Regions from separate parts of the Homo sapiens genome. Here all the other regions are linked to region 2. The links are chromatin loops, found by intact Hi-C in ENCODE. Cell type or tissue: endothelial cell of umbilical vein. All regions are shown on one strand.

What was found. Hi-C counts contacts between places; a loop is a spot of excess contacts. Peaks named below come from ENCODE experiments on the same cell type or tissue, not always from the same donor. Only the 100,000 strongest peaks of a DNase experiment are listed, where the experiment ranks them.
Region 1: a loop joins it to region 2, with 15 times the contacts of the local background. A loop is called at or near these places in 108 of 110 quality-filtered maps.
Region 3: a loop joins it to region 2, with 12 times the contacts of the local background. A loop is called at or near these places in 61 of 110 quality-filtered maps.

The regions. Positions count from the first base shown.
Region 1 is chr4:173,317,618-173,320,117 of GRCh38, reverse strand. GALNT7 (polypeptide N-acetylgalactosaminyltransferase 7) reads right to left here. Exons shown (of 12, transcript NM_017423.3): 10 at 2,386-2,484; 11 at 1,559-1,687. Among named protein-coding and RNA genes, the nearest start is that of HMGB2, 15 kb to the left of the region's middle. In endothelial cell of umbilical vein, a CTCF peak has its summit at 1,135 (motif pointing left); a DNase peak (open chromatin) is centred at 1,247; H3K27ac peaks cover 764 bases.
Region 2 is chr4:173,415,848-173,418,347 of GRCh38, reverse strand. It overlaps a transcript of SCRG1 not described here. Among named protein-coding and RNA genes, the nearest start is that of SCRG1, 18 kb to the right of the region's middle. In endothelial cell of umbilical vein, a CTCF peak has its summit at 1,135 (motif pointing right); DNase peaks (open chromatin) are centred at 257 and 1,137; H3K27ac peaks cover 157 bases.
Region 3 is chr4:173,012,239-173,014,738 of GRCh38, reverse strand. The region is part of intron 11 of GALNTL6 (polypeptide N-acetylgalactosaminyltransferase like 6); the gene reads right to left. Among named protein-coding and RNA genes, the nearest start is that of GALNT7, 160 kb to the left of the region's middle. In endothelial cell of umbilical vein, a CTCF peak has its summit at 1,099 (motif pointing left); DNase peaks (open chromatin) are centred at 518 and 958; H3K27ac peaks cover 491 bases.

The DNA of each region.
Region 1 (2,500 bases), 98 kb after region 2:
GTTTTCCATCACTACCTTCCTCAAATAAGGTCTATCCCTCTCCAAAACTTAAAAAATGAAGTTCGGTGCTCTTTCCTCCAAAGCACAATTGAGGGATACCAAATGAAATACAATTCTTTGAATTTTCTACATGTTTTCATGCCACATCTTTGCTCATCCAGGCTTTCTTATTTACTTTCCATGGAAAGCCTTTTTACACTTCAGGACTTGTGCAATGACACTTCCTCTATGAAACTCCTCAGCAGTAATTCCTCCCATGAATCACTCTTTTCTGTCCTATGGCATTTTGCTTATCTCTATTTTTGCATTTCTTTCTTCTCTGCCATTATATAATAGCGTGCTTTAGCTATATTTTTGAACTCCCCTACAGTCTAACATATTATTGGTCCCCAAGTGAATGTTCAGTAATATCTAACACACAAATGTATATTCAGTGCTGCGTCTTTAAAATACCTAAAACATGTTATGTGTCATTTTTTGTTCAATTACTTCTTGATGTAGTTTCTGGTGTGTTAGCCCTCTTTTACTATTTTGCTAATATTGTTCTCACTGACCCCTACTATTTATTGCTATTATATATCCTTTTTTTTTGTGAAAATAAATGCTCCACTCTTTAAGGTTTATGCTATTCTTCTCCTTCCTAACTTGTTATAAGAAACAAAATCATCAATTGATACGTGCTTATCACTTCCTGGAAATTATCTGTAAATGACAGTAACAGGGAATGTTAAGCTAGGTCATATCATTATTACATAGCAAACAAGTCCTTGCTTGCATGACAGATGGGATATGATAACAAATACTGGGTGAGTAAATAAAATGGAGGGTTGACAGATTTTTTTAGTGTGAGGCAGCTTTCCCCACTTTTTGTTTAATAATAAATTGATTTATGTTAGCCAAATCTAGAATTTGAAAACTATACATAAATCTATTAATATGTTGTAATCCTCAACTTGCCACAGAGCTTTAAATACTCACAGCTGAAACACAAAGCTACCCCAGCAGTGTCACGTGAATAACTAAATTTGACCATTAAAGTAAGCAACTAGCTACATTTATCCCACTGTATTTAGCACACAACAATGATAAAGACGTTATGAAAGCCTAGATTTCAAGTTTTATTTGTTTGTCTCTATCTCCACCTGCTGGACAATATCAAATATTAACCAAATTTTTAATAGTATAAATATATTTAAATATATTTTACTTTAATGAATGATTCATTTACATTTCAAAAATCAGATTTTGATGAGAGCAATGGTGATGACTGCCTCACAGAACACTGACTTTCTTGTATTACTAAAATTAGCAGTGCTCTTTATAGACATCATCGTGGCCTCATTACATGACAATATTGTAAGAGAGAACAAAAGTGATGCCTCATTATAGAACAATGAGTCATCCAGTGCTCAGGAAAACCTATGCAAGGGACTAAATGAGAGGAAAATGCAAGTGAATTTGAATGCAGGTTTTAAGATTTATTTATCTAAATTCCACATGCTAGATGTTACTGAAAATGAAAAGCATATAATATTTCAGAAGTTAAAATGCAGAATACCTTGAAGTACTGCCATTCCTTAAATTCATTTAGATTACAGTGTGTAATCATAACTTTTGATCCATCAGCTCCCTTTGTCAAACACTGGTCATACTGCATGAGTTGATTTGCTTCATTGATTCTGAAAAGCTGTAAAAGGAAAAGAGAGAATTAAGTAACAGAGGCACCTTCCCTGCTGATGTGCATTTGAAAAGAAAGAAACTTAACTCCTATAATTAAATTGAATGACTAACTTATTTTTCCATAATTTTGTTTAGAACTGTAAGTCCACAGACAAATTATATTTATTTTGATGTTAGTGAAGATCCTTATTAACACTGAAATCATTAAGTTCTTTAGTCTCTAAGATACCAAATGGGTCACTAACACAAATTTATTAAGTACCAACAATGTGAAAAAATGAAAAAGCAAAAACATACCCACATAAGTAAGAGAATATATATTAGTGAAATATACATTACTGGCAGTAACACTCTATTTGCAAAAAGATGAGGATTAGTGAGCAATACTTGCAAAAAATTGTTAGGGAGCTAGGCTTACATAGTTACGGTAGTGACAAATATATACTCCCACAGGAATATATTTTAATCCCTTATATTAGACATTAATTCTAGATTCTGACTGCTTATGTGAAAACCAATACTGCTATTATTCCCATCATTTAAGTGAATGTTTTAACACTGTCAATTTTTTTACAGAATGTTTTACTTTATCAAAACAAACAAAATTACCAAATCGAAAACCAAAGTACAAAGATCACTCTGTGATCAATAAACCTGATGGCCCTCAATACGGAACAACTTAAACACAAAAGTAAGGTGGTTTACCTGATTCCCTCCCATCCTGTGGCAGGGTCCTAGTTCAACAAAGCCTCCATTTGTTTTTCCCATGCTATCAATGCAGTAAGCAGTTTCGAAGCCTCTGATCTAAAAAAATGAATAA
Region 2 (2,500 bases):
GTGCTGTTCTCACGGGGGAGGTCAAGGCTGAAGCAGGTCTCACCAAACCACACCACTGAAAGCTTCTGCTCTGGCAGCAAATATCAAGTTCACACACATTTTATTAACCAAAAGAAAGTGGCCAAGTCCAAGGTCAATGCAGGGAGGGCAATGTATTCTGCCTGCACAGAAGTATGGAAAAGGCAAGGAAGGAATGAGTAATTGTGAACAAATAATACAATATGACCTTACTGAGCTCCTCATTATCTTTTATTTTTTGGGATCTATGCCAATTGCCACCACCAAATTATTCATCCAGCCAAGCTGAGCCCATCAGAGTTATAGCTGACCCACAGTCAACCTGCATTTATCATGAAACATGAGCAAGAAGTAAATATTTGTTTTTTAAGCCACCACCAAATTATTCATGTGGCAATCCACACTGACCACTGAGACAACTGGAATGAACAGGTCCTTATAGAAACACAGACATAAAATTACTTGCAGGTCCAAGGTGTGTTGCAGGTCTCTGAATTTTACTTTGTTCATCTGCGGAACAAGAATAAGATCACCCTACTGCAGTGGCTCACACCTGTAGTGCCAGCTACTTGTGGGGCTGAGGTGGTGGGAGGATCGCTTGAGCCCAGGAGTTCAAGGCTGCAGTGAGCTCTGATCACACCACAGCACTCCAGCCTGGATGACAGAGCAAGACCTCCTCTCTGAAAAAAAAGAAGGAATGAAGGAAGGGAGGAAGGAAGGAAGGAAGGAGGGAGGGAGGGAGGGAGACTAGTTATGAAGAAGAAATGAGATCATGAGGTCATGTCTGTAAATGCATTTAGCACAATAACTGGCTTATAATAAAGGATCAGTAAATGCTAGTATTCTTTTTTTGTCTTTTTCCAAAGGTGGCATCCCTCTAGCCCAATTCCTTTGGAGGCTTAGGGGGCAACTGGGGCATGCTGGAAAATTGAGGAGTCTAGAATTCAAGAACTATGGATTCAATTCTGTTTCTAAATCTGCATACATTCCTAATCTATAAAATGAGGCATCTGTCTAAATGATCTCTAAGGTTCCTTCCAGTGCTAAAGATCCTCAATTTGGGGTAAAACATGCCTGTAGATGCTTGTTTTTTCTCCAGAGGTGCTGTTTAGTTTTAACACCAGGTGGCGCTAAATAACAACTAAATGTAAAAAGACAAAGGCTCTGTGTGTGTGTGTCTGTCTGTCTGTGTGTGTCTCTCTGTCTGTGTGTGTCTGTGTGTGTGTGTGTTGTGTGTGATGATGTGATTGTGTTTGTGTTGTGTGTGAAGATGTGATTGTGTGTGGGGTGTGTGTGAAGATGTGATTGTGTGTGGGGTGTGTGTGAAGATGTGATTGTGTGTGGGGTGTGTGTGTGGTGTGTGTGATGATGTGACTGTGTGTGTGTGTGTGTGTGTGTGTGTGTGTGTGTGTGTGTGTTTGGGTGTGTGTGTGATGATGTGATGAAATCCGGAGAGTTCTAGGCTATTTCTATTTTCTTCTTATGTGTATATTCTTATAAAGCAGAACTCTTGCAGCTGATGGTTCCTCAGAAACCATCACTCTGAGGAAATGGCTTCCAAAAACAAACCAAGCACGCTAGTCCTAGAGGCCGTCACACGAAGGGAGAGGGCCCCAGGAGCCGGGGGATAGCCCCAGACGCTTTCTAGGTTTGACTTTGAAATTTGGTTTCAAACTTTTACAATTAAAATAATTTATTTTTATTATTTTTAAGAGACGGGGTCCCACTCTGTTGCCCAGGCTGGAGTGCAGTGATGCAATCATAGCTCCCTGCAGCCTGCAACTCCTGGGCTTAAGCGATCCTCCCACCTCAGTCTCCTCAGTCACCCGGACCACAGGCGCGCCACCGCGCCTGGCACTGGAGTTTGAAATTTGGAAACTTCCTTCCTTTTGAGCAGAGGTATGAGATCATCGGAGCTGTGCTGTAGGACGATATATCTAGCAGCCACAAGATGGGCACAAGGAGTGGCTGGCAGCGGGGAGCATCGTTTGGGAGGTTCTTATGGCAGACAGGATCTGCGCACAGGCGTCTGAGCCGTGCGTTGGGAGTGAGCATGGAAATGAGGAGGCCGTTGTCGGGACAGAATCCCTCCCACTTGGCAAATGTTTAAATAAAGAGGCTTTGAGCAGGATAAGTCATCGTAAGAGATGACACTCAGATAACTAGGAAAACGTTAGGGCCTCTGACTGGAAGTGGGCAGATGACTTTGGGGCGGCAGTATTGCTGCTGTCCCTCCCTGGCTCATCTACACTGCGGGAGAGGAGACTGCACGGCCCCTGCCCTCCCAGGTACTCAAAACACCCCGAGGCGCACATGCTGGTCTTACCAGGGCCTCCTAGAGACTTGCCAGTGGGGCGCTTCAATATGACAATCAGCCTTTTTTTCAAAATATGTTTTCTTTCGCATGATTTTATTGGTGGTGCTTTAAGACCCTATGTCATTTCTCCAGCTCTTGGTGTGTTCATGCAGCCACACAGCACAG
Region 3 (2,500 bases), 400 kb after region 2:
TTGAGACAGCAGAAAATATTTTTCTCTGTCTGGATTGTGATGTTTTATTTCATTGTTATGAGGTTTGCAGAAACCTGAGATACAGCATGTTTCTCCTTGCAGTTTGCACCCATCAGTTCGCTCTGTCTTGATAATGAGACTCTTTTTTCCCAAAGAGAGAAAAAAGAAAGGAAAAAAATCTGTCCCCTGGATGCACACATTTGCTTGCTTCTGTCTTTGTGAACCTTCCCCTAGGCCCTGGAGAGGGAGCCAGTGTTTGCTTCCTCGGGAGGACGAAAGCTGGGCTGCAACACTTGCTCCCCAGCATGACATCAGAGCCTGCTGCTGGGCCTGCAGAGTGGGAACAGCCAAACTAGACCAAGGGGGTTCCTCCCCGCCACTCCTCTCCCTTGGACTCAATGGGAGCTGGGGAATGTTCTTTCCAGACCTTATAGTCTTATTAGGATCTATTTTTGTTTTTCTTTCTTGATCCCTAAAGGAAGCATAATGCTACCATGATATCAAACAGCTATGCAGATTGCCCTGGCAAAATGAATCATACATTTGCTTCCTTCACAGAAACCACGTTAGTCACCACCAGTGTTCTGCAGCAGAAGGCATTTTCTTATACAGGTCCTTCAATGGACTCTTTTTTATTTCCCATGTAACAATTTTGTTTTTTCCTTTTTTTAATTTTTGCCACTTTTTTTTTTGGAAAAAAACGGATTATTTCAACTCTAATAAGTCTCCTTTTGTGTTTTTTGAATGTTTTTGAATTAAAAAGAAAATCCATAATTGTCATGTTCCGATATGCCTTCCTCATGCAGGAATTTTAATCTAAATGTAGAAGAGTGCTTCCTAATTCTTGTAAGTCACTGAGTGATATATTGAATAAAGCTTACAGTTAATTACTGGTGAATGAAACAGCTTGTAATGTTTTAACCTCCAAGTCAATATATGGCAATATTTCAAACATGATGCATTTTCCACCACTTATCAACCTTATTTAATCCTACTGTAGCTTCATTTTTAGGATCTCTAGAGACAGGAAATCTTTTTAAAGAGCTGTATTAACTGGTCTTTCTGTTCTGCCTATGTAGTTTTCTGCTTGTCTAGTGCTGCCCTCTGGTGACCATTTCTTGAATTACGGGCCATAGATTTTTGCATTTTAGCCTGGGGGTGGGAGGTGGGGAGTTGGGGGACGTGGGGGGTGCGGGGAGTGAACCAGCAATTTTTAAAGTGTATGCAATATCGTTGCCTTTGTTTATATCCATGTTCCGCTGTCAAATAAAATCTGCAGGCCAGAGAAGATTTCATTCTAGAGCATTACTGGATAGAAATACTAAGCCCAGTTCAGACATTAAGGCCTGCTTTATATTCACCAGCTGGCCATGTGTGTTTCTTAGTTGGGTTGAATAGAGATGGTAGAGAGGAATTTAGCCCAAGAAATGAAGCTTTTCCTTATGGTTTCCTCCTTTTTCTTTTTAAAAAAGTTCTTTTCCACTCTAGATGCCAGCCTTACCGATAGCTTCTAAAGCCTTCTCTCTTGCTCCCAGGCTGAAGTCAGAATTGCTTGTTGGAGTTAACAGTCCAACACCATTCCTCAGGTCCCCAGTAACATCCCCATGGAGCTTATAGAAACAGACAGAGGAAGGAGGAGGCAAATAACTTTTCACTGATATTTGATTCCTATCAATAAATCTGGGAGTCACAGAGCCTTCTATAAACCCCTCTGGATATATGTATATAATCAGCCACCACGCCTGGCTGATTTTTGTATTTTTAGTAGAGACGGGGTTTCAAAATGTTAGCCAGGCTGGTCTCGAACTCCTGACCTCAAGTGAGCCACCCGCCTCAGCCTCCCAAAGTGCTGGGATTATAGGCGCGAGTCACCGTGCCCAGCCATGCAGGGCGCATTTGAGTGAATAATAACTAGTATTTGCTGACTATGCTGGGAACAGATAAATGAAGCCAAAGTCCCAGCTGCCTTGGACCTGAGAGAGGTTTCTAATTTGGTATTAGCATAAAGGGATTTGTGAGTGTTTGAGAGAAGGAAGGCAGGAGGGAGAGGATATTACTCTGCACCTGCTGCATGTGCAAGATGCTGCCCCAAGATTTATTCTCCTAACCACCCTGTCCAAGATGGAAGAACTATGGCCTAGAAAGATTTCACAACTTCACAAGGCCACATGGTTTAAACTAAAATCCAGGTTGGCCTGGCTACAAGGCCCACAGTCCTCCTAGAATACCATGAGGCTGTGGGGAGAGGGTTCAAAGATTGGATCAGTGGTTAGGGGAGAGGCACTGTTGATGGACTGAACATCTCTGGATTGTATTGTGGACTTGTTCTGTGGCTGTTTTCCTCGCATCATGATGCTCTGCATTGTAATGCGTGGTAGAGGGCAGGGAGGGGCAGTGAGGTGGGGCGAGGGAGGTGAATCTCAACACATCTGGACAACTCTTTAACATCCTGCGCTGGGCATGGTGGACCTTTTCTAGTTTAATGTACAAGATGGGCACC